Linked DNA regions of Homo sapiens: region 1 is linked to region 2. Evidence: read pairs that join two places in POLR2A ChIA-PET (ENCODE). Cell type or tissue: K562. All regions are shown on one strand. Links, peaks and the distances in the headings refer to the core of each region. The heading gives the core; the rest is flanking DNA.

Evidence for each region. Peaks named below come from ENCODE experiments on the same cell type or tissue, not always from the same donor. Only the 100,000 strongest peaks of a DNase experiment are listed, where the experiment ranks them.
Region 1: POLR2A ChIA-PET joins it to region 2 with 5 read pairs; 4 of 35 experiments call an interaction of 5 or more read pairs at or near these places.

Annotation. Positions count from the first base shown.
Region 1 is chr7:98,172,553-98,177,934 of GRCh38, reverse strand. All of the region lies in intron 7 of LMTK2 (lemur tyrosine kinase 2), which reads right to left. Among named protein-coding and RNA genes, the nearest start is that of BHLHA15, 36 kb to the left of the region's middle. In K562, for the core only: no CTCF peak of the experiment used is centred there; a DNase peak (open chromatin) is centred at 2,514.
Region 2 is chr7:98,060,747-98,066,128 of GRCh38, reverse strand. No RefSeq gene overlaps it. Among named protein-coding and RNA genes, the nearest start is that of LMTK2, 43 kb to the left of the region's middle. In K562, for the core only: no CTCF peak of the experiment used is centred there; no DNase peak of the experiment used is centred there; H3K27me3 peaks cover 1,480 bases.

The DNA.
Region 1 (5,382 bases), core at 288-5,287, 110 kb before region 2:
AACACTCTAAGATGGGATGGAGACGTACCAGGAGAGGATTAAAACAAGAGGATTCCGATAAAGCACACAGAGGCAACTTTATACTAGAGTTTTGACAGTGTTTGCCCTGCTTATTAGGTCAGTCTTTGCTAGCTGGGCAATGGTACATTTACTGAGTGCCTGCTGTGTGTATCTCAGGCACCTGCTAGGATTTGGGTACACAGAGTTCTTCCACAGGGTGTGAAATTCTTATTACACCCTAGGGAAAACGCCTCTGGCTGGAATAGGGTCCACCACTGATGGTGCATATGTATAGTCCCAGCTACCTGCGAGGCTGAGACAAGAGGATTGCTTGAGCCTGGGAAGTCAAGGCCAAGCAAGTGAGCCATGATCGTGCCACTGCACTCACTCAAGCCTGGGTGACAGAGCGAGACCCTGTCTCAAAAAAATAAAAAATAAATAAAAACCCTGTTCAGATTCGAATGGGAATTCTTTGAGTGAACTGGCATTTTTGTGTGGCCTCCCCACCATAAATCATGGTGCATCTTTCCATGTGTCCACATGTTATTTTACATTCTTCAATAAGATTTCATAGTTTTCTTCATACAGTCCTGTGTCTTTCTCACATAATATATACCCAGATAATTTATAATTTTGGCATTATTCAGAATAAAATGGTTTTTATCCACCTTCACTACTGGGTACATAATTACACCTGTACAGAGAAAAACTACTGACTTATGTATACTGTCTTATAAAAAGCCACAACAAATTCTTTTATGAATTCTAATTTTTTAAAAGCACAGTTTCTTGGTTTTTCTAAACATCCAACACCATGGCACCAGTAAAGAAGGGCAATGTTCTCTTCTTTTCCAATGATTGTGTGGTGTAGCTCGGTGGTTAACAGTGTGAAATCTGGAGGCAGACGGTGTAGCTTTGAATCCCAGCTCTGCTGGCTTCCAGTTGCACGACCCTGAACAAGTCAGTATACCTGTCTGTGCCTGCGTCTCCTGACCTGTAACACAGACGGGAAAACCAGCACTACCACTTAAGAGTTGGTGTAAAGTAGCTGGCATGTGGGAAGCATTCAGTAAATCATTATTATTATTGAGATGGAGTCTCGCTCTGTCATGCAGGCTGGAGTGCAGTGGTGCGATCTCAGCTCACTGCAACCTCTGCCTCCCGGGTTCAAGCGATTCTCCTGCCTCAGCCTCCCAAGTAGCTGGGATTACAGGCATGTGCCACCACGCCTGGCTAATTTTTTTGTATTTTTAGTAGAGATGGGATTTCACCATGTTGGCCAGGCTGGTCTCAAACTCCTGACCTCAAGTGATCTGCCCACCTCGGCCTCCCAAAGTGCTGAGATTACAGGTGTGAGCCACTGTGCCTGGCCTATTATTATTTTTTTCTTTTTTCCCCCTTATTTCTTGGGCCTATTATTTTTAAACTGATAATTTTATAGTTTGTGTTTGTATTAGCTAGTACCTCCAAAGAAATGTTGGAAGGTAACAGAAATAGTGGGCATCTCTGCCTGGTTTCTCATTTAATTGAAAGGACTTTATTATTTTGCCATTTAGCAATAGCATGATATTGCTATTAAGTTTTGGTAAAGTTTTGAGTCTTAGTCCATATGATATTTAAGTTGTATCTTTCCTTTCCTGTCGGAAGAAATGTTTCCCATCAGAGGAGAATATGTTTACATAGTCTATGTAAACACAGAATAGCTGCTGAATTATACTAAATGATGTTTCTGCAATCTATTGCTATAATGTATTTCTCCTCTTTTATTCTGTCAATGGAATGAATTATGTAGACATATTTTTATAATACACATCTACCCTTATAGTCCTAGAATAAGTCTTAATTGTTTTATTCACACACTGCTACATGCAGTTTGCTAGTATTTGTGTCTATGTTCATTCAGGAGAATCGTCAATAATTTCTTTATGTCATCTTTTGCTATTAAGCTTGTGTTGGATTCATGATATGAGTTATAGAAATTTCCGTCTTCTTTATGGTCCGGAATAGTTTAAATACACTGGAGCCACCTGTTCATTAAAGGTCAGACAGAGGACACCCATGAAACCCTCTGGACCTCGAGCCTTTTAAAATGAAAGCTCTTTAATCACCTTCCCAGTGTAGCTACTCGGCTGATTACAGTCTTTCCATCTCTTCTTGGGTTGTAGCTGCAGTCAAACTGGTTCCTTTCCCTTGAAGCCTTCCTCATTTCTGTGTGACATACATCATGGGAGATACAAAGGTCAGGAAGATACAATCCCTGCCTTCAGCAAGTCTTCCATGTAGAAAGGGAAATAAGGAAACTTCATGGACACCCACCATATATGAATTCCGGTTTGGTTTTCGTTTAGGTAGTGCCTTCTCTTTCTAAACCAGCCTAAGCTGAGGTGCAATAGTGATTAAACATGCACGCACGTGCACACACAAAGCTCTGGGCATGCCATCCTACTGCCTACAGAACACAGCCTGAAGGCCTTATCTTGGCACTCAGGCCCTCTGTAATTTGGTTTCAAGCTGTGTCTCTATTCTTATCTCCCACTATCTTCTCTCCTGCGTCTTCTTTTCTGGTAACACTGGACTATCTGACATTTCCCTAAACTCCCTTTCTTTCTCTTCCTCCTACCATATACATCATCTTGCTACTCCCTTCTCCAGAAATTCTGAATGTCCTCCAGCCTTCAACTGATGCCCATTCTTCAAGGATCACTAAAACGCCACCTCCTTCCAAAAACCGACCTGGACTCTTCCCAAAGTAACTCTTCCTCCTCCTGCAGAAATGACCACACACGGTATGTGCACGTGGGTACAAACTGCTCATCAAATGATCAAATGAGTGGCTGAGACAGACCAACCGCTCAGCACCCCAAGCCTCAGTATTCTCCTCTGTAACTGGGATGAATAATGGCACCTGCCTCGTGGCACGTGGGGTGGCCCTGACGATCAAATCACTACTCACAGAACGTTCTGCAAATGCATGGAACACGGCAAACACCCTGCCAAATGAGAACATGCGTTTCCACTCTCCTGCTGGGGCGGTAGTGAGCAACAGGTGTGCACTTTGCTTTGATTTTAAATGTATTTCTCTGTCTCTCACCTTGTCACTGGATTTTAAATGCATTTCTCTACCTCTCACCTTGTCATTGAACTCTGCAGGCTGTGGAAGTTCGCTACACACTAACCCCAGTGTTGCACAGCAGAAAGTAACTGTAATGCTACAACCTGGCAAATCCTATAGAGGTTCTTTTGTACACAATGGTCACCCAGGTACTCCGCAAGGCTACCCCCTCCAGGTCTCCAGCTCCATGAGTCACTGCGAGGAGGCAGGCCGCCCATGAGAACCCCCTGGCTCAGCTCATCACAGCGACCTGGTGGCATCTCACGGACAGGCTGCTCAGGAGACTGGCAGGCAGGGGACAGGAAGTCCTGGGCTCCAGGCCAGCAAGGCAAGTGGGATGGCACAGCAGCAAGCTGGCAGCGCCTGCTGTTTACATGGCTTTCCAAAAGTCACATGCACGACTTCAGAGACACAGGCTCCTCAGACTCCAGGTTAAGGCTCTTCTTAAACAATAGGTAGAAATACAACTTCACTGTGGGTGCCTTACTAGATTAGTTTCCAAATGGAGCTAAGAACTTTAATTGGACATGTAGGTTGTTCTATTTTCAACCAACAGAGGAAGTCCTACTTTAAGTCAACCAATAAATATTCTAAATTCCAACTTAAAAATATACTATATGATATGCTACTGACAAAAAAGATCTTAAAACACAAAACTTTGCCCCAAACAGAAATTTAATATAGATATGATTACTTTTTCTTTTTTTTTTTTTTTTTTACAACAAAATGAAACAGCTGTCAATGGTTTCAAGGGTTTTTTGTTTTTTGAGACAGAATCTCGCTCTGTCACCCAGACTAGAGTGCAGTGGCATGATCTCGGCTCACTGCAAGCTCCACCTCCCGGGTTCACGCCATTCTCCTGCCTCAGCCTCCCGAATAGCTGGGACTACAGGCACCCGTCACCACATCCGGCTAATTTTTTGTATTTTTAGTAGAGACGGGGTTTCACCGTGTTAGCCAGGACAGTCTCGATCTCCTGACCTTGTGATCCGCCTGCCTCGGCCTCCCAAAGTGCGGGGATTACAGGCATGAGCCACCGTGCCCGGCCTCAAGGATTTTCTTTAACTTGAGTTTTAGAACTTGAATAAAACCCAAACTATGTGATTTACTCATCATCTTTACTTGCTCTAAAGTCCACAAACTTTGAAATTAAGTAAAACTTTAACTTGAAACTCACAGGAAAATACTATTTACTCTGATATCTTTGCCAATTTAAAAAATACAGATTCTAGTTGTCTTTGATAATTTTACATTGCTGATTCCAATATTATGCTCTTTTAAAATTAAACCCCCTTCTCCAAAATTTAAGAATTCCTATACCAGTATTAGTAATTATCTGCATTTTGTAAGATATATTAACAATATAAATTATGCTAGATAACAGCCTGTTATAAAAGACATCAAAAGCTAAATGTAGGCTTTCTCCATTACGAAATCTTTATAAAGCTTCATATAAGGGATTCTGCTTTGGGTCTTAAGAAACTGGTAACTTTTTGAGTCTTTAAAAAAAAAAAAACACTTTACCAGAATGATTTGTTTACTATCGTAAATCAAACAAGATATAAATGTGTAAGAAGAAGGTTAATAATTTTCCTCTGTCCCCCCTTGAAGGAATGTTGACAGTCTGATAGGCACGGTACTTTTCCACGCCTGTTTAAGACACACACACCTCTAGAAATACGACCAGGTGTTTTCATACTTAAGAAATGGAATCACACTAAGCATATTACTGTGAAATCTGCTTTTTACAAAAAAGAATACTTCAAGCCAGGCACAGTGGCTCACACCTGTAATCCTGGCACTTCGGGAGGCTGAGGCGGACGGATCATCTGAGGTCAGAAGTTTGAGACCAGCCTGGCCAACATGGTGAAACCCCATCTGTACTGAAAATACAAAAATTAGCCAGGCCTGGTGGCAAGTGCCTGTAGCCCCAGCTACTCGGAAGGCTGAGGCAGGAGAATCACTTGAACCCTGGCGGTGGAGGTTGTAGTGAGCCGAGATCACATCACTGCACTCCAGCCTGGGCGACAGAGACTCCGTCTCAAAAAAATAATACATAAATAAATAAAAAATAGAATACTTCATACACATCTCTTCAAGTCAAGACACACAGGTGTTCCTTTTTAGGTCAATGGATTACTAAGAGTTAAATGATTTACTTAAAGTTGACTAAAGAAATACTGCCTGGTTTCCCTGGAGACCTAAGAAATAATTTTAAACGTATTGTGTTGTTTTTAAACATAAAGCACAGCTCAAAAGCCTAGAGGAGA
Region 2 (5,382 bases), core at 261-5,260:
GGCAAAAAGAAGAACCACACGGAAAGCATTATGAAAAATGCTCTGTTGCTGAGAATGGCTCCCTTGGTTCTGTCCTCGCTCTACACCAACATCTTCCAGGTTACACATCCTTCCAAAGGGCAACAAGGCTCTAATGTGCTACCAAATGTACTTGGACCATCACTGGCACGCTTTTCTTAAAATGTTTTTAGACCGGGCAAGGTGGCTCATGCCTGTAATCCCAGTGCTTTGGAAGGCTGAGGTGGGAGGATTGCTTGAGCTCTGGAGTTCAAGATCAGCCTGGGCAACATAACAAGATCCTGTCTCTATAAGCATTTTTAAAAATTAGCCAGCTGTGGTGGTGCTTACCTGTAGTCCCAGCTACTCAGGAGGCTGAGGCAGGAGGATCACATGAGCCTAGGAGTTCCGGGGTGCAATGAGCCATAGCTTACCACACCACTGCACTCCAGCCTGGGTGACAGAGTGAGACCCTACCTCTAAAAATTAAAAAATTTAATTTAATTAAAATTTAATTCAAATTTAATTTAATTCAAATTTAATTCAAATTTAATTTAAATTTAATTAAATTAAAATTTAATTTAAATTTAATTAAATTAAAATTTAATTAAAAATTAAAAAAATAAAAAAATTAATAAAATATTTTTAATTTCAGGGATGCCGATATTAAATATAAATGTTATAAATAGCACTCAAAAATGCTTCATTGAGGCCAAGCACGGTGACTCATGCCTGTAATCCCAGCACTTTGGGAGGCCAAGGCGGGCGGATCACTTGAGGCCAGGAGTTTGAGACCAGCCTGGCTAACGTGATGAAACCCCCTCTCTACTAAAAATACAAAAAAGTTAGCCAGGCATGGTAGCAGGCACCTGTAATCCCAGCTACTCAGGAGGCTGAGGCAGGAGAATCACTTGAACCCGGGAGGCAGAGGTTGCAGTGAACCAAGATCTCGCCATTGCCCTCCAGCCTGGGCAACAGAGCAAGACTCTGTCTCAAAACAAAACAAAACAAAAAACAAGAGCTGGATTTTTCTCCAACATCTCATCGCAGAGCCTTTGCATTTGCTGTTGCCTCTGCCCGAACACCCTTCCCCGCATGCTGACATCTGCGTGCCTGGCTTCTTCATTTTATTTGGGTATTTACTCAAATGTCACCTGCTCGGTGAAGCCTTCTCTGACCACCCTCTACTTGTAGCCTTTTTCCCACACTCTATATTTACCTCTCCCCACCATTTCATTTTTTATTGCACTTCTTTTTTTTTTTTTTTTTTTTTTTTTGAGACAGTCTCCCTCTGTCACCCAGGCTGGAGTTCAGTGGCACAATCACGGCTCACTGCAACCTCCGCCTCCCAAGTTCAAGCAATTCTCCTGCCTCAGCCTCCCGAGTAGCTGGGATTACAGGCATGTACCACCACGCCCGGCTAATTTTTGTATTTTTAGTAGAGACAAGGTTTCACCATGTTAGCCAGACTGGTCTCGAACTCCTGACCTCAAATGATCCACCCTCCTTGGCCTCTCAAAGTGCTGGGATTACAGGGATGAGCCACCATGCCCAGCCTCTCTGTTGCACTTCTTAACCCCTGACTTTGATCATTCTTGGTTTTGGTCTGTCTCCCTTCATTAGAACATAAGTTCTGGAGGCATAGGGGATTTTTCCTATGTTGATTATCTTGAAACTCAAGAGCCTGGAACAGTGCCTGGCACATAGTAGGCACACAATAAATAATTTTCAACTGCCACTGGCCTTTTTTCTGAGATGGGGGGTCTTGTTCTATTGCCCAGGCTGGTATGCAGTGGCACAATCATGGCTCACTGCAGCCTCCAACTTCTGGGCTCAAGTGATCCTCCCACCTCAGCCTCCTGAGCAGCTGGGACAACAGACGTGAGCCACCACACCTGGCTATATATTTTTTTCAACTCAATTTTAAATGGCTACAGTGATTGGTTTAGAAACAGACATGTAATCTACCAGTCATGACGGCTCATGCCTGTAATCTCAGGACTTTGGGAGGCCAAGGCAGGAGGATTGCTTGAGCCCAGGAGTTTGAAACCAGCCTGGACAACATAGTGAGACCCTGTCTCTACAACAAAATTTTTTTAAAAAATTAGCTGAGTGTGGTGGTGCATGCCTGTAGACCCAGCTGCTCAGGAGGCTGAGGCAGGAGGATCGCTTGAGCCTAGGAGTTCGAGGCTGCACTGAGCTATGATTGCACCATTGCATTCCAGCCTGGGTGACAGAGCAAGACCCATCTCTAAAAAAAAAAACAAAACAAAAAACGAAAACAATGTATTTTGTTGTTGTTGTTGTTGTTGTTGTTGTTGTTTTTAAGATGAAATCTCGCTCTGTCACCCAGGCTGGAGTGCAGTGGTGTAATCTCGGCTCACTAAAACCTCTGCCTCGTGGGTTCAAGCGATTCTCCTGCCTCAGCCTCCTGAGTAGCTGGGACTACAGGTGCACACCACCATGCCCAGCTGATATTTGTATTTTTAGTAGAGATGGGGTTTCATCCTGTTGGCTAGGATGGTCTTGATCTCTTGACCTCGTGATCCACCCCCCTCGGCCTCCCAAAGTGCTGGGATTACAGGCGTGAGCCACTGCGCCCAGCCCAAAAACGATGTTTTTAAAGAAAAGAAACAGATATGTAATCCACTTTGAGCTAGAGAGACAAAATGAGGCTTTGACATGGGAGAAAGGGGTCCTTTCTCTTGCCCTTCACTTGCCCTGGAAGCTTGCAGGCTAGAACTGTCACCACTGTCACATATCATAAAGGGAAAGCCTGCTTGAGAGTAGCCAGCAGAGGAAAGCCAGAGAGATAAAGCGAGGTCAGGGGTTGGTGACATCATTTGGCCTCTGTATGCAGCCATACCTGAAATAAACATCCAGTGGTGTGCTGGTAAATGTTTAACAATCAGCTCTGGGGTGAGGGGTAAGAGAGCCCTGATTCATAGCATCTGCCAATTTCCATAGTGTAAATATTCTCACCAGGCTGATTGAACTCAGGCTTGGGAGAGATTGCACACAGTCAGTAAGCTGCTCCATCATATCACTGCCCTGACTTCGAGTTCAGTGAATAACCCAAGATATGCCCTTCTTGCTTAAGTCAGCTTGTGTTCGGCTTTCGGTCACCCAAAGATCCCTGATACAGGTGCTGATAAAATAACAAGCCAAGGCTGGGCTTAGTGGCTCACGTCTGTAATCCCAGCACTTTGGGAGGCTGAGGCAGGCAGGTCACTTGAATTGAGGAGTACAAGACTAATTTGGCCAACATGGTGAAACCCTGTCTCTACTAAATACAGAAAAATTAGCCGGGGGTGGTGGCAGACGCCTGTAATCCCAGCTATTCAGGAGGCTGAGGAAGGAGAATCGCTTGAACCCTGGAGGCAGAGGTTGTAGTGAGCTGAGATCACACCACTGCACTCCAGCCTGGGTGACAGAGTGAGACTCTGTCTCCAAAAAATATATAAATAAATAAATAACAAATAAATAACAGCACAAACAAATGTGAAATTGCCCTTGTGACAGGCACAAAGAAGAAAGGCCCGTGAGATAGCTTGCTTGGCAGTGCTTACAAAGCCTTATGGAGGGAGGCATAGGAGGGAGGACCAGCCTGGGCAACAAAGTGAGACCCCGTCTCCATAAAAAATTAAAAAAAAAAAATAGCCAGGCATGATGGTGTGCACCTGTAGTTCCAGCTACTTGGGAGGCTGAGGCAGGAGGATTGCTTGAGCTCAGAAGGCCAAGGCTGCAACGAGCTATGATTGAGCCACTGCACTCCAGAGCGAGACCCTGTCTCAAAAAAATTGACAATGAGATATCACTTCATACCTGTCCGAATGGCTATTTGAAAAAAGATGAAAGATTAAGTGTTGGTGAGGATGTGGAGAAAAGGGACATTCGCACACTGTTGGTGGGAATGTAAATCAGTACAGCCATCATGGGAACCACTGTGGAAAACAGTATGGAGATTCCTCAAAAAATTTAAAAATTTAGCATATGACCTAGCATATGATCTAGCAATTCCACTACTGGGCATATAGCCAAAAGAAGTAGAATCAGGCTGGGGCGTGGTGGCTCACGCCTGTAATCCTAGCACTTTGGGAGACCTGAGGTCAGCAGTTCAAGACCAGCCTGGCCAACATGGTCAAACGCTGTCTCTACTAAAAATATAAAAGTTAGCCAGGTGTGGTGGCACGTGCCTGTAATCCCAGCTACGCAGGAGGCTGAGGCAGGAGAACTGCTTGAACCCAGGAGACAGAAGTTGTGGTGAGCTGAGATCGTGCCACTGCACTGTAGCCTGGATGACAGAGTGAGACTCTGTCTCAAAAAAAAAAAAAGTAGAATCAGTACATCAAAGAGATATCTGCACACTCATGTTAATGACGTCATTATCTTTTAAATTTTTTTTTCCTTTTTTTTTTTTTGAGACGGAGACTCGCTCTGTCACACAGGCTGGAGTTCAGTGGCGCAATCTCAGCTCACTGCAACCTCTGCCTCCCGGGTTCAAGCAATTCTCCTGCCTCAGCCTCTCGAGTAGCTGGGACTACAGGCGCCCGCCACCATGCCTGGCTAATTTTTTGTATTTTTAGTAGAGAGGGGGTTTCACCATGTTAGCCAGGATGGTCTCGATCTCCTGACGTCATGATCCGCCCGCCTCGGCCTCCCAAAGTGCTGGGATTACAGGCATGAGCCACCACGCCAGGCCAAATTTTTCCTTTTTTAAGTCTTTTGCACTCCTGATTGACAGCATTATTCACAATCGCCAAGATGTGAAATCAACCTAAGTGTCCATCACTGGATGAATGGATAAAGGAAACGTGGAATACTATTCAGCCACAAAAGGAGGAAATCCTATCATTTGCAACAACATGGGTGAACCTGGAGGAAATTATGTTAACTGAAATAAGCCAGGCACAGAAAGACAAATACTGTGTGATCTCACTTACATGGGGCATCTGAAAAAGTCCATTTCAGAGAAGTACAGAGTAGAATGGCCTGTTATTCCATCGTCTGCTCTGTGATATGGCAGAGCCCAGGTTACCAGGGGGCTTGGGGTAGTGATAGGGGAGGAAGTTTGGGAGATGTTGGTCAAAGTTTACAAAATTTCAGTTAGATAAGAGAAATAAGCTCAAGAGATTGGTTGTACAACATGGTGACCAATATATTGGCTGGGCAAGGTAGCTCATGCCTGTAATCCCAGTGCTGTGAGAGGCTGAGGCCAGAGGATTGCTTGAGCCCGGGAGTTCAAGACCAGCCAGGGCAAAATAACGAGACCCCATCTCTACAAAAAGTTTAAAAATCAGCCAGGCGTGGTGGTGCGCACCTGTAGTCTCAGCTACTCGGGAGGCTGAGGAGAGAGGACCACTTGAGCCCAGGAGTCTGAGGCTG